2 separate regions of the Homo sapiens genome follow, and region 2 is linked to region 1. Evidence: chromatin loops called from intact Hi-C (ENCODE). Cell type or tissue: psoas muscle. All regions are shown on one strand. Region 1 overlaps PDE4D (phosphodiesterase 4D). Region 2 overlaps PDE4D (phosphodiesterase 4D).

Region 1 (8,000 bases):
TACAGTTAATGCTGGACTGTGGAACCATAATATTGAAATATTGTTAGGGCGGGTCTCACCAGTGCCCTTTCTAGGCAAGGAGAGGCAAACTAACAACTGGGACCTGAGAAATAACATGTTTGTCACTAGATTCAATGTAAAATGGTAAACCTATCTACCTTTGCTAACTACTGGTCAACAACTAAAAGTAACTTAAGTTCAATTCAATATACATAATTAAAGTGCATTAAATGTGTGCCTATTGCCCACATGGCACTTTATTATGTATTCCTTAAAATACAAACATTTTTCCATATTATTAAAATTTTCTCAAAAATAAATTATTTAAAATCATTTTATTATGGGAATTTTTTAACCCCTACCTAAATAGAATTCACACATTATTTAGAATTTGGATTGTTTTTAACCCTTTATGCACATTCACAGTGCTGTAATGAACATGTGTATATATACTTTCACTTTTTTTTTTTTTTTTTGAGATGAAGTTTCTCTCTTGTTGCCCAGGCTAGAGTGCAATGGTGCCATCTCGGCTCACTGTAACCTCTGCCTCCTGGGTTCAAGCAATTCTCCTGCCTCAGCCTCCAGAGTAGCTGGGATTACAAGCACGTGCCACCACGCCTGGCTAATTTTTGTATTTTTAGTAGAGATGGGGTTTCACCATGTTGGCCAGGCTGGTCTTGAACTCCTGACCTCAGGTGATCCACCCGCCTCAGCCTCCCAAACTGCTGGGATTACAGGCGTGAGCCACCACACCTGGCTCATACTTTCACTTTAAAATTGTTCATCCTCAGTCTCTGCTCTAATCAACCCCCAAGTCCCTTCAATCCTATCTCTGAAGAGTTGTGAACCCATTCCCTCATCTCCACAGCCCCACTTCCACCCCAGTTCAGAGCTGCATTATCTTGATCCTGTACAAGGCCTGTGACAGCCCCCTGAAGAGTATGGGGCTGCCCCTAGTCTTTCTTCTTTTCAATCTCTTTCTACACTGCTTCCAATTACTGTCATTCTGAAATGTGTATTTGTTCCTACGATTGGAAATGCTCAATGATTTTCCACTGTCCATAAAATAAAGTCCACTGTTATTTATGTAGGCCTCAAATATTATTTCCTTAATCTACCTCTGGAGCATCCTGTTCAGTTGCTCCTATACACCTTTAACTCAATTTGTCCTTTACTGTTCCCAGTCCCCTGATATGGACAGGCATTCCATGCTTCCATACCTTATTCTTGCTGGTCTTTTGTTGTGAGGTAATCCTCAATCCTCCCCTAACCACATGGAAAGCATTATGTTCTTCAAATTTATCAGGGAGCATTTCCTAGGTAGAGCCACTGGCTCTCTCTCTCTCTATATATGAATACATATTCATATATATTATATATTAAATATATAATATAATTATTTAATATATATTTTATATATTTATTTTATAATAAACATATATATTTATATGAGAAATATATTTATTATATAATAAGCATATATATGAGAAATACATTATATAATAAATATTATATTTATTTATATGAGAATTATATTTATATATTATATATTTATATAATAAATATATATTATATATATAATAAATATATATTATATATATAATAAATATATATTATATATATAATATATATATATTATATATATAATAAATATATATTATATATATAATAAATATATATTATATATATAATAAATATATATTATATATATAATAAATATATAATATTATATATATTTATATAATATATGTATATAATATATAATACATATATAATAAATATGTATATAATATATAATAAATATATAATAAATATGTATATAATATATAATAAATATATATTTATACAATTTATAAGAAATATATATTTATATAAGAAATATATATAATTTTATAAAATATATAATATATAATATATTATATATTATATATTTTGTATATATTATATATAATATATATTTATATAAATATATATATTTAAAGAGGTTTCAGTCCAGGCTCTGTGGCTCATGCCTATAATCCCAGCACTTTGGGAGGCCAAGGTGGGCAGATTGCTTGAGCCTAGGAGTTCCAGATCAGCCTGGGCAACACGGCAAAACGCCGCCTCTACAAAAAATACAAAAAATAAAATAAAAAATTATGCACACGTGGTGGTGCATGCCTGTAGTCCCAGCTACTCAGGAGGCTGAGGTGGGAGGATTGCTGGAGACTGGGAGGCGGAGGTTGCAATGAGACAAGATCGTACCACTTCACTCCAGCCTGGGCAACAGAGTGAGGCCCTATTTCTAAAAATTAATTAATTAATTAAAATAAAAAATATAAAGGCTTCAATCATGGCATTTAGCTAGTACTTAACTATTTATAATTCCTTCTCCCTTACTTTGTAAATTTCTTGAACCAGTAGTCACATTTTACCTCCAGAGCGTATGCATGCCATATATAAGGTGCATGGAAAATACTGTTGACCAAGCAGATAATAATAATAATAATATTATAGCAATAATGATAAGTAACATTTGTTGAATACATTCTGAGTACCAAGTACTATGTTAAGCACTGAATTAGAATTTACTGATAAAGAATACCCCCAAAACTTGGAGAATTTAAGTACATTGACCAAAATTAGACAACTACTAAGAGGAAAGCTGGGTTTTTAACATATATGCTAGCTCATCACCTTTTTGCTAGGCTAAATGAACATGAGCCCCATTTAATTATTTCAATTAAAGTTATAACAAAGCATCCAAATCAGATATTCAGACAAGAGAGACACAATTAAATTATTTCCCCTCATAATTAGGACATAGCCCTTGTTTTCACTATTCTTAAAACAAGTCTAACTTCAATCAATTCCTGGTCAAAAAGCCACGGTGTCAGATCTGATCTTTTTATATATTAATAGGTATGGCTCTACTCATTAAATAAAAGCATAAAAGGCCAAAACAAATTCATTTGTAAGAAAGAGAACTGACTTTTACTGCTCTAAAAGATCATAAGTTTAACTAATAAATAGTAATACTCCATGCATTTATGCAAATCTTTCAGTTCAATGTTTTTACCGGAAGATTCTTTTTCAATGAGGATTTTTGTAAAAGTAAACTCCTTCAGCTTAAAAGATTTAGGAAATCCGACAGTCATTAGATGTATTAGATGCTTTATCAGTTTTTTATTAAAGCTATTAAACACAATGTATCATCAGCATTTTTCGATCACATTTCTTAAAAAGCTTAATGAACACATATTTCTGGCAATTATTAAAGTGTGGCCACAATCTTTATTCTATTAAAGGAAAAAAAGAACTACAGCATGAAGCTGCTGCCTGCTGGTGGTTGATGAGGAAGTAGGGCTTCTCTGGCAATGGCTGGGTCTCTTGTCTTCCCTATACACTGACACAACACATGTTTTACTTCAGTATCTCCTGAGGACTTACATATTTCTCTCATGTAGATCCCTTTTGCCTTCTTTATATGGTTCTTGCTCCCATCTATTAGATCTCTCTATATTTCTTTTTAAAAAACTATATATACTACTTGCTTTTATCACACACACACAGATTTAAAAGGCAGATCTAAGTAAGTAGCCAGCATCCTTATTGTCACCATGAAATAGTTGCTTAGTTTCTTTCATTCGATAAGCTCAAAGCATTAAGTGATTAGCCCAGATAACAAAAAAATAATTGTCCCAATTAAATATCATTATTGTTTTTCCCCCTTATTAATTCTTAGAAACTGCTTGTGCTTTAGAACAACAAACATATAAGATTAAATTTCTTCTCATTGTGTTTTGACAGACTAGCATTATTTGGATAGTTTACTTTTTAATTTTCTACGTGCCAATTGACTAAATTCTATTTAGAATGCACTTACTGTTTTTAATGAAGCCATGAATCTTCAGGGTAAAAAAATACAAAAAGGAATGAAGACTTAGACCAATTTACTTATTTATTTATTTTCTGGACTAAAACCACTTCTGTGCTGTTCTATGCTTGTCACTGCATCATGTGTCTCCCCCTACAGGTAAAGAGCAGGCAGCTGTACTAGTTTCACCGCTCCTGTAGAAGAATTTGTATTTTCCAAAGTCAAAATCCAGAAGTCTTTTGCTTTAGGGTGCTGGTCTCTATGCCTCTGGGGTATAAGCAGTAGATATAATCAAAATAGCTATAACTACAGAGATATGTCCAGTGAGAGGTTGGGATGAGAAATTTTCAAGCTCATATACAAATAATACAATGCCACATCTATTACTCAGGAGTTAGTATTAATACTTCATTTACTTTCTCTAAAGCATATACTTCCACGGTGGGTATAAAGGCCACCCGAATCTAATGGTTTATTTTACTTTATAAAGGTGTAAGAAGGACCATGGACTCGAAAAAGGAACCACATGTTTATTCCTGGCATTGTCACTAAGCAGCACCCTCTCTCACTAGGTCTCAGTTTTTTCATCTTTAAAATAAAGATATTTAAATACGTTTTCTTTAGAGTTGTGTCCTTGCATGAAAATCCTCTAATTGAGGATGATTAAATAAACATATTGGAAATATGGAAATTCAGAAGCATTGAAAATGGTATTGTGAAGATGTAACATTTAATGAGATGGCTGCAGAATGCTTGCCTTGAGCTAAGGTTGTTCGAAAATGAAATGCTTACAAGGAAGGACTGTGCTCCAAGCTACATGGCTGTACTTCAAAAATGGGATCACTGTCCCAGTGCAGGTATGGCTTGGGCATCTCTGACTCTTTGCCACCCTCTCATGTTCCAATGCACTCTTTACTTCTGGTGTGCACCACACATTAAGGACGTATGTAGGTGAGCCTTACTCTAAATGATAAAAGGATTACTAAAAATGTCATGCCATGACTGTGTGAAAACAAAATCATAAATGAAATGTACCAAAGAAGCTGACATACCAATATTCTCTGTTACCTCTATTCTACCAGTTTTTAAATTAGCTTTAGGAACAAAAAAATGTCAGGCATTGGGACAGGGTTATAGGAAGAAACACTTGGTGAGTTCCTCATCACATTCGGAACTCTATCCATTTTTCTTTCTTTTTTTTTTTTTTTTTTTTTTTTTTTTGAGACGGTGTCTCACTCTGTCACCCAGGCCGAAGAGCAGTGGCCTGATCTCGGCTCACTGCAACCTCCGCCCTCAGAGTTCAAGCGATTTCCTGTCTCAGCCTCCCGAGTAGCTGGGATTACAGGCACCTGCCACCACGCCTGGCTAATTTTTGTATTTTAATAGAGACGGGGTTTCACCATCTTGGCCAGGCTGGTCTTGAACTCCTGACCTGGTGATCCACCCGCCTTGGCCTCCCAAAGTGCTGGGATTACAGGCATGAGCCACCATGCCCGGCCTCCATTTTTTTTTTTTTTTTTTTTTTTTTACTTTAGGAGACAGGGTCTCATTACATTGCCCAGGCTGGTCTTGAATTCCTGAGCTCAAGCAGTCCTCCCACCTTGGTCTCCTGAGTAGCCGGGATTATAGGGGTGTGCCACCATGCCCAACTTGAACTCTATCCTTTTATATAACTTATCTCCTTGAATTCTTGCAACAGTCCTAAGTGTTAGGTACTCAAATCTCCAAAATGAGGAAATGAAGCAAAAAGGAGAGACTGGGTTCACATTCAGGCTCCAAATGCCACACATCATCTTTGTCATATCACACTAAAGAGCAAAAGAGCTATTTAAGTCTCTTTTATAAATGCAAACTTCAAAGCCTTACTTTTAAGGAATTGTTAGATCATTTTAGACCTGTATGTTTACCTACTATATATTGAAATAAAAACTGGCCAGTGACCTACCTTTAAAACCTAGCTTTAAAACCCTAATGCTATAAAATCAAACTCTCGGCCAGGTGTGGTGGCTCATGCCTGTAATCCCAGCATTTTGGGAGGCCAAGGTGGGTGGATCACCTGAGGTCAGGAGTTCAAGACCATCCTGGCTAACACAGTGAAACCCTGTCTCTACTAAAAACACAAAAAGTTAGCCGGGCGTGGTGGTGGGCATCTGTAATCCCAGCTACTTGGGAGGCTGAGGCAGGAGAATTGCTTGAACCCAGGAGGCGGAGGTTGCAGTGAGCCTCAGATCGCGCCACTGCACTCCAGCCTGGGCGATAAGAGCAAAACTCTATCTCAAGAAAAAAAAAAAAAAATCAAATTCTCCTGGCTTTAATACATGTCAAATGCAATAACCTTGAAAAGAGGAAGAGGGTATTGTAAATTCTATGTGACAACTCCTTAGAAAGCATGGTATGTGATATGTAGACTGCTGAAGTTCTTAACTCTTCTTTTTTAAAAATTAGAGTTGGTTTACAGAAAAGTGATAGAGAATTAATATTTCTCCTTCAAACAACTATGACTCAAAAGTGAGTTCTTAGACTTAGAAATTCATCCTGAACAACAGTGTATCATCTCTATCACAAAGCTACCAGCGTCTGTGAATTGTGATGAGAATAAAGGAGACAGTGCTGGGAGCAGGAGGAGACCCCATTTTGATGGGCACAAAGCAAGCGCATCCATTTTGGCCAATTTAAGGACCCACAAGTTTTCCTCTCATGATCTTGCAAGCTTGCCTTTCTCTCACTGTTCCCTTTCCTTCGTTTGTGTCTTTGTCCTATTCTTTCCATTACCCCCTTGTTACGGAATGAGTGCTTGTGTGCCCCTAAAATTCATTTCAATATCCTAACCCAATATGTGTTGGTATTTGGAGGCCGGGCCTGTGGGAGGTGATTAGGTCGTGAGGGTGGAGCACTCAACACTCACAAATGAGACTAGTGCCTTTACAAAGGGCACTGATGCAACCTAGAAGAAGACTCTCACCAGACCCCAACCATGCTGGCATCCTGATCTCAGACTTCCAGCCTCCAGAATTGTGAGAAATAAATTTGTGTTGTCTATAAGCCACCCAGTCTATGGTACTTTGTTATGGCAGCCTGAATTGATGAAGAAACCCCTAGTTCTATGTATACAGTGGGCCCTAGAAACAAAACCAAGTAATAACAACAAAATGGAATTTAAAAAGATGTATTAAGTGCTGGTTCTGTGAGGCACTATGCTAAGGGCATCATGCGTGTTCACTCATTCAAGCCAGCAACAACTGCAGGAAGCAGTGTCACTATTTTATAGGTAGGGAAACTGAGCAGAGAAAGGGTATGCAACCTGCCCAGGGCCACAAAGCTCTCATGATAGAGCATGATTTGAGTGCTGGGTAGGCAGAGCAACCACGTGGTATAATTCTAGGGGCACCATGTTGTGATGTTCTGTGGAGTTGCCCTCCGGAGGCACTTGGAGCTGTGTGCTCTAGCAGCCTTTTGGATCAGCCATGAACTTAACTGTTAGGCTACACTGTTACTCTAGACCTTATTCCTATGTTGAGGGATAGACAGGCATACATTTGCGAACCTGTACCTGGGGCCTCTAGTGAGAGAAGCCACATGGAAGCTGGTCCTCATGCTGCTCCAGGCACTAGGTCTGACCCCTATCAACAGGGACCCATTCATCTTAAGGGTGCCTCACTGACTCTTTTTAATACTTCTTTGCCCTTCCCAGGACTACTGCCACAGTACAGCCAGGTTCCAACTTCAGGGGGAGTGAGCCTAGAGGGTGGGGCCTGAGTGGTCAGCTGCAGAGGGAGGAAAGGCACAAGCACTGCCTTTTCTGAGTGTCTCAAATCTTACTAATGTCAAAATCTCAACCATCATTATTATTACTAGCACTGAGGTTTTAAGGGCCCACTTTTTCAAAATGGGCTCAGAAAGGGGAACCTTCCCCTGCTACTGCCCTCATCCCTCCATCCCTATGCCATGTTCCCACCTTGGTTTGCTATGCTTGGGCAAGAAAAACGACTTCCCAGTTTTAGTCAGTTCATTTCCTGTTGTGCTTTGTGAGGAGCCCAGCAGCACTAAGTGGTAACAACAGTTAATTAGTTTCCCTTTCTAGATAAGGTATTTCTGTGTCCCCCTTGTCCCTAGGCCTCAGGTCAGGAGCTTGTGGGTACGAATG
Region 2 (8,000 bases), 46 kb before region 1:
TACCCATATCAGTTACTTTACTACTGCTGATCTATCGCTACCTGTCAATTCATGGGAATTACAGGGTGCACTGGGACAAGAGTAAAATGATCCAACAAACATAATGTTGCATTTAAAAAAATAAGCTAAAAGATACTGATGACTTTTTATAACTACAACATATTCGTTTGTGAATAAGAACATATATAGTAAAAAGATGAAAATGTGAACAGGTTGACTATTTCCTAAATTTATGGCAGAGGTTGTTCTGGAGAGGATGGAAGAAAAATGAGGCTGGCAGTGATGGTGGGGAAATGCAACCTCCAAAATTATCTATCTATATATTTTTATTAAAAACACCCACAGTAATTATGGCAAATGTTAATGTTTGTTTGTTCTAGGTTTTGGATACATTTAAGATCTCTTGCTTTCTGGGTACATTTCTTTTCTTTTCTTTTCTTTTTTTTTCAAATTAATTCCAAAAGACTTATATCTGCTACATGAAGAACGAAGCAAGTTCAGCTCTCTTGCTGAAATGTTCAAATGCTGAGGCAAGGCCTGTACTACAAATTTGTGTAACCAAAACCACAGTGCTCTCAATGCTCCTAGTGTTGCATTACAGCAGTTAGAAGAGATTGAGCTATTTTGTTTCCATGGCTCATTAAGCTAGAGTTAGACTGGTGTCCATAATCAAATTTACTGCACTTACCCTTGCTTCTTCCCTATGAAGTACAGCCAGACCTTAGGGAAAATCTCAACTATTCCAGGTCCATGGTAATTTGGTCCACGAAAGAAATTAACACACCTGAAAAGGATTAAATTATTTTTCCTTTTCAAAATGATCCTCTTCCTTAAGCTTCCTCTGTCAATTGACTGCCAACCTTATTTGCTAATTCCCATCCCTCATCGGGCTTCCTAGCACTTCCTGCTGCAAATTAGTGTGCAGTGAACCTGAGCCTGCTCTCCAAAACACATCCAGACTCTTGGGGCTTTCTGGGCTTCCGCTAGGGTGCCTGGTGCAAAGGGGGCCTAAATCAATCAATTAAGGCCTGGGAAGATTCCAGGCAAGAGGAAGGGATATCTTGGGGGACAAAAGGAATGTGTAGGTGGGAAGAAGGGAGAAAGTCTTTCTTCGTTTTTCACTGCAGGAAATGATCTGGACAGAGAGCAATTCGAATCATAGACAGGGAGGGTTGGGCAGGATGCGATGGGGGAGCGAATGACAGACACAAGTGACAGGAACAACTTAGGGAGACAGGTCAGAAAACATCTAATCTAGGCACATAGCAGAAATAGTGAAGGGAATTGAAACAGTTGTTCTGTATTTTGTTCACAGTGTTAAAGTCAAAGTCAGTGCTTTTTAACCTCATGGGATGGAGCGGGGGAGGGGGCACAAGGAGCCTTGTGTGAAGGCTCTGGCTCTGCTTATTGATCCCCCAAATACAATAATACATCCTCACAATCATAAATTTGAGAGCAAGGGGCTCTGATCCTGTGATATACAATCTAGGCCCTTATTGGATCCTGGAACTGATTTTCAGAATCCTTTATTCTTTTAAGTACAATTGTAAAAAAAAAAAAAGAGAGAGAGAGAGAGAGAGAGAAAGCAAGGAAGAAAGGAAAAAAGGAAGGGAAGAAGGAAGGAAGGAAAAAAGGAAGAAAGGAAAGAAGGGTTCCATTTATAAACCTCAGACAAAACAAAAATGAAAGCAAAAGAGAACAAAAAATAGCCAATACGACCCAAGTTACAAATTTACTTGTATCCTTTCAGAGGATAACCCAAATTCCTGCAAGACAATTAGCCATCTTTCTTTCGATTATTACAGTAAGCAAGACGGGTTAAGAGTATATAGTAAATGTGCTTTGCTAAACTCCTTCTCCCTTTATTGACTCTATCACAAGAAGCACACTTAATATAATTTTTACAATTTTTTAAAGAACAAATAGGAAAGAGGAGAAGGTTGTACTTTAGCTACCTTTGTGTATTTGAAAGGAATGCTGTTCAGGGCTTCTTCCTTTTCAAAAAGAAACAGGTCTTTGAAAACGAAGAATCATTACTGTGCATATCTCTCGAGGGCTGCTCCTCTAGTATCAGTCCATTTGAAATAGGAGTTTCACATAATTCAATTTATTAAACCCACATTTCCTGCCAGATTTTGCTTTATGTGCCTATGTCCTTTTGTTTCCCGGCTAACATTTCCACATCTCGGAAATCATTCTTTCTAGTATAACTGAAGAATATGGATATTAAAATCAGATCAGCAAAAGATTTTTATGGACTTGGAAAGCTGCCCATTAATGCCGTAAAATAAAGCGTGTTATACAGCTGATATCATCAGTTCTACTCTATGTTGTTTTCATATTCCTGGCGGTGGGTGGAGAGTTAGAGTGGAACAATTAGGAGTGGGAAAGAGAATGAAAGGATTCGATCAATTGTGGAATTTCAAAGCGGAGACAATTTACACTAAAGAATTCAAAGACTTCGTAACCTCCAAGACATTTTCCAGTCCAGGTAACCGTTGAATTATAGCTGGAGGTGATGTTCTTGGAGCTGCCTGTGAAAGCTGAAATCACAACATGCCTGCAGTGTTCCCTTCCTAAACCAACTTTGCCATTTTCTCAGGCAGACACACAAACATGCAAGCGTCCACAGTAATGTGCGTGTGTGAGGGATGGGGGAAGAGTGATTGTTGCTTTGTAGTAGCTCCTTTGAAGTGTTTAATTCCTCCCTTGTAATCTCTTCATCAACACACATTTAAAGCATATCAGTTTTACCTCAGCAATTTGATTCTCAGAGGCTTATGTGGCTCAGGGCCTCTGTCCAGCACCTGGGTGGCACAGTTTGTTTTATGTGCATGCAGAAGTGTTAACAGAATTAATTTTTTTCCTTCTTTCTCTCTTTCTTCTTCCCCCACCTCCCCCAATTTAGGTTAATGAGCCCAGGCAGCAGTGTGTGTGAGTGAGCGGGCGTGTGCACAGGAGGGCCGTGAGCCTGCCTTTTTAAAATACAGGAAACGCATAGAAGAAAGAAGAGTTCAGCTGGAGCCACGACTTCCCTCTTTGCTTCTTTCCCTCCCCACCCCCCCACCCCCCACCTCACCCCCCACACTCCAGCACCGGCTTTTAATTTTCAAAAGCACTGCAATTGCTTGGTGTGGTTTCAAGAGCTGGGGTGCCATTCTCCCTGATGATGACTCTGCTGACGTCAATGGCATTCTTATCATGCCTAGTGCGACATCAGAAACCAGTCCTCAGAGGCTCCTCTTATTCACAGTGCCTGGGCTCTCAGCAAAATGTGGACCGGATTCTGAAACGCAAAGGACTCCCCGTTCCTAATCAGCGCTGCAATCCACCAGACAGTCTCCTTCTGCCGGCAGCTTGCCAGTTAAGACTTTGTTCCTTAGCGTTCTGTCCTGCAAGGACCCCCTGAAGGAGAAGAGAGGGCTAAGTGGATCACAGCGTGTCCTCCGTGTCTGAGCTTTCAGAGCCGTGTGTGTGTGTGTGTGTGTGTGTGTGTGTGTGTGTGTCCCTCAACCAAGGTTAGAGACTAGTCAATGCTGCTTCTGATTATTCTTCAGGTTTTACTAAAAGGCTTCAGTCTTTGATATAAGGCTATTCCCCCGACACAGTGGCTAAGACCCTCTTGTGTAAGTGCTCCTAGCTCACTCTCTGGATCAGAACCAGCGCCCAGGTCCCCACGTGAAGCCCATATTCACCCCAGATGGCAGCATGCACCTCCTCTCCTTTTTTTAATAAAGAAAAAGAAATAGGAGGTTGGGAGGAGAAGGAAAATAATCATAGCTGAATAATAATAGCAGAATAGGAAAATAGTATCACTAAGAATTAAATATTTCACTCTAAATACTCATGACTTGTTAAGAGGTCTGCTCTCAAAAGCTGAATTCACAAGGGAGTTAATACATACTAAACCCAGTATGCATTCCTACCTAGCAGTTTGGGGGCAATTATTATGGGGATGATGAACTTTCTCCATTTACAGTGGAGTGTATTATGGTCCAAATCTACCCTAAAGCATTTGGGAAATGTCTACAGTTCAAATTAAGATGTTTAGAGTCAAGGTCATTTCGCTTGATGATGGAATGATACATGTCTAGTTAGATTTCATCTGACCAATCTTTGACACAAACACATCAGAATTGTCTTGGTATCCACCAACCAAATAATGTTTGTTTCTCTTGAAGATTGCTGAGTGACCCATAGTAAGCTTATTAGGAGATTAGGAGCAACTGTTCCAGAGAGAAGCTGTTTAACAACATATGAAATGTGCAACATAATTCCATCTAGAACTATTTAGAATCATAACATGGAAGAACAGCAGCTTACACCTGGTTCAACCCTTCTACCTTTAAGTGAGGAAACTGATGCCCAAAGGCTGCGTCATGCTTTACTCAAGGTCATCCACCTATTAAGAGGCAGGACTGACAAACTAAAGCTGTCTCTCTCTAAATGGTATGCTTTTCCTACTACAACACATAGCTCCTGATTATTCAAAACCTAATGACCAAACCTCAAACCCACTTGCCAAGGGAGTTTCCATTTTTCTTTTAAATCTGAGCAATATTTCTTAATTTTTTGATTAAAGTGATATTTCAGGAATGTTTAGATGAATTATAATGAGTTTCTCCTTTGTTTTCAGTGAGTTTCACAACTAGTGTAAAGGTTATTAAGTAGAATGGAACAAAATAATATATGTTGGAATGCATGAAATTCAGATGGTTTTGTTCTTTGTTATTTTTTGTAGAGACAGCATCTCCCTATGTTGCCCAGGCTGGTCTCAAACTCCTGGGCTCAAGTAATCCTCCTGCCTTGCCTCCCAAAGTGCTGAGATTACAGATGTAAGCCACTGAGCCCAGCAAAGACGTGTTTTTAAAAAGTGATGATGGGCTCTGGGAAGAAGGAGCAAAGATTTATCTGGGTTCCAAATGTATGAGCTCCCTGAGCCCAGCCATCATTCTGCTTCATCTACTACATAGCTCTCACCATGGTTTGTAACATTGCTTGCTAATATATTTTATTTGCCACCTAATTCAAGCCATTAAGTTAATATTCGATTATATAAATATGATCTTTATAGTTACTTTTTCCCTATCCCCAATAGTTTTGCCTTCTCTTCAGAGGACTGTAACTGCTTCTATAAATCACCTTTTGCTACTCTCTTTTTGGTAGACGTGCATCACATTCTGGTCGCGAATGGTGAGGAGATGGGGCAGATGCTGGTTTTAGAGTCAGACAAACCTGTGTTGGAAACCTGGCTTAACCACTTGCTACTATATAATTTCAAGACATAACTTCTCTGAGCCTCAGTTTCCTTATCTATAAAATATGACCCTACCTTGCAGGGTTATTGAAAGGGTTAGAGATGATGTTTACTAAAGTCCTATCACAATGCCTAGCACATAGGAGAAACTCAATCAAGGATAATTTTATTAATGATTTTTAAAAAATAAATGGGGAAAATCATAAAATTAATAAAGATTAGTAAGATTGAACAAAGGACATATAGTATTTCCCCCCTTATAACCAGAGCTGTTCCTCAGTACCACTAAAATTGGAAGGACAATATTTCTTTAAAGAATTTTTCTAGTGAAAAGCTAAGCCAAATATATGATCATTGGCCTGCATTATGAATGCATGTTTCACTGAGTATCTGATTATAATTGGATGTCAAATAGCTACAAAACCTAATTGTGGTCTCAAAAATTGTCTCTTCTCCCTGAGACAAACATCCAATATTTCCTAGGTGATAACTAAGCTTTGTGTACACTGAGATAAGACGCCAAATCAATTCCTTAAACTTAAAGGCACAAAGGTTTCGGAAAGCCTCATTGTCCATTTGAGAGACAAGCCACGGCATCTCGTAAAGCACATTTTCACTGTATACTATGTTACTACAAAATTGAGTTAATTTCATTAATAACAAAATTTATCAAAATAAAAATGCTTTCTCCTTTGCAGGAATCCATAAATAACATAAAATAATAATAGCATTTTAACTCAGAAGCAAATTACAGCCATGACTGTTTAAGTTGGCTAACCCAAATTTCGTAAGTGAAACTGGAGTGGTCTGCGTAAGTCCTAGATTGCATATGATTCAGGGAAACCCAGATGTCAAAAGGGTGTGTGAATCAAAAGAAGGTATTCATCTTGGTGATTTAGCCCTGAACCAATCAATTCTTCCCAGAGCACTGGAGAAAAAGTTCTTGTTTCTAATGGAATCATCCTGCCCTTACCTACCTAGTAAAAATTTTGTACCCAATCAATACCTTAGTCAACTTTAAATTCCTGAATAGCCCTTCTGCCTCATTCAAGTGAATGGAAAGAAAAGGTTTAATCATATTTAAATACTCCAGACTATTGAGTAAAGTTAAATGCAAATTTGGTCATGTTATTCCCTTCTTTAAAACCATCCATTCATTAGTGATGATCCATTCACCTAACTATGCCCTCAGCAGGCAGGGCTGTTAGCCTGAGGAAGGGGTGCCCTTTTCTATTTCATCCAGCTAGAAGATGGCCCTTTGGAATCTATCTGCTCAATGATATTGTATTTCTAGAATATAAAAAAGATGCCTTAAATATACAAAAGGCACAGGGGGAGTCCTTTTTAGGTCTCAGTTTAAGGCTGATTTCTGAGTTGGTTATATGCTCTCACAGCAATTTGTATGTTGCCTTCATGGTGCTTAAGGCAGTTCAATCATACATTTTGTTTTTCTTTCCCCTACTAGAGTATAAGGTAGAAATTGTGACTATATTTTTCACTTTCGTATCCCCAACTCCATCCCAGTGCCTAGTACACAAGTACCAGGTACTTTATTGACTGATACACAAGTACTAGTGAATTAAAAAATTGTTATATAAAGTTGGGTTGTTGTCTTGTCCAATAGTAGCTGTGTTTCGCACTGCAAGTCATTTTTGAGAGCATATGAAATAACTCTATGTCCTCATGAATGACTTTATCATAATCATTCCTGAACAGCACGGGCGTGTGGTATTCCAAAAGGGAGTTTTACTGGCCCTTGGTTAAATTTAAAGAAATAATAAGGCCAATTTAAAACACACACACACACACACACACACACACACACACACACACACACACACATTAATGAGAGATTTCTAAGCCCCCCATGGGAGATGACTGCCCTTTTTGTCCTTGTTTTGCATATTAAAAGTATATAGAATGTGGAAAATAAATGTCATAATATGAAATCATGGTTCCAGTATATGTTAGTGTGTTCTGTTGAAAATAGTTTTGTTTGGCAAAAATGAAGAGTTGGTAATTGTATGTTGGGCCTCACAGTTTTTTGTTTTGAAATTCCAAAGTCTGGGAACCATTGACTTAGCAGGGTTTTCCCATCAGAACACAGATTTGAGGGTTTTTAAGGATACATGTCTTAGTTTCTAGTCGCGTATGGCTCCAACCTACAATCCTTCCTTCTTTCGGGTCCCACCTTTATTTTTTACTTTTCTGATAGTTCCCACAACTTTGCCCACAAAGTTGCCAATTCCTAAATATTATTATCAAAGTGCAATTTTGTATACCCCAAAGCTAATATATAATTAATTTTACTATAAGAGAAATCAGTTAAAATGTAAAAAGTTTAATAATATACATTATAATAATGGCCCTGGTACACTCCCCCACCGTTCTTTGGAATAAGCAAAGGTATAACCCTTGAAAGTAAAATTAACTTTTCTTTGCACATATTAGACTTCTCAATGGTGTGCCAAAGAGTGGAGATGACAGGTGAGCCAAGCTATTGATTTCCCTTGGCTCTTGTCGCTAGTGGGTGGGAGACTGAACACAAGCCACATCCTTTATTTACTGCAGTTTTCGTAGAAATATAGTTATCAGCGTATGTCATGAAGGAACAAATGTGGGGAAGTACTGACCTAAATAACTTTTACGTGATTCAGTATACATGTAAATTGAAATAAAGAATATTAAATCTCAAAACTATCCAGAGGACCTTATTCAATGGTATAATATTTCAAATTTAATT

The links. A loop is a pair of places that touch in the nucleus more often than their neighbours do. Peaks named below come from ENCODE experiments on the same cell type or tissue, not always from the same donor. Only the 100,000 strongest peaks of a DNase experiment are listed, where the experiment ranks them.
Region 2: a loop joins it to region 1, with 2.1 times the contacts of the local background. A loop is called at or near these places in 18 of 110 quality-filtered maps.

What each region holds. Positions count from the first base shown.
Region 1 is chr5:59,170,423-59,178,422 of GRCh38, forward strand. The region is part of intron 5 of PDE4D (phosphodiesterase 4D); the gene reads right to left. Among named protein-coding and RNA genes, the nearest start is that of PDE4D-AS1, 130 kb to the left of the region's middle. In psoas muscle, a CTCF peak has its summit at 3,995 (motif pointing left); no DNase peak of the experiment used is centred here; H3K27ac peaks cover 3,572 bases.
Region 2 is chr5:59,124,548-59,132,547 of GRCh38, forward strand. The region is part of intron 5 of PDE4D (phosphodiesterase 4D); the gene reads right to left. Among named protein-coding and RNA genes, the nearest start is that of PDE4D-AS1, 89 kb to the left of the region's middle. RefSeq lists enhancers at 2,228-3,138, 3,139-4,048 and a silencer at 7,722-7,922. In psoas muscle, no CTCF peak of the experiment used is centred here; a DNase peak (open chromatin) is centred at 3,304; H3K4me3 peaks cover 3,853 bases; H3K27ac peaks cover 7,917 bases.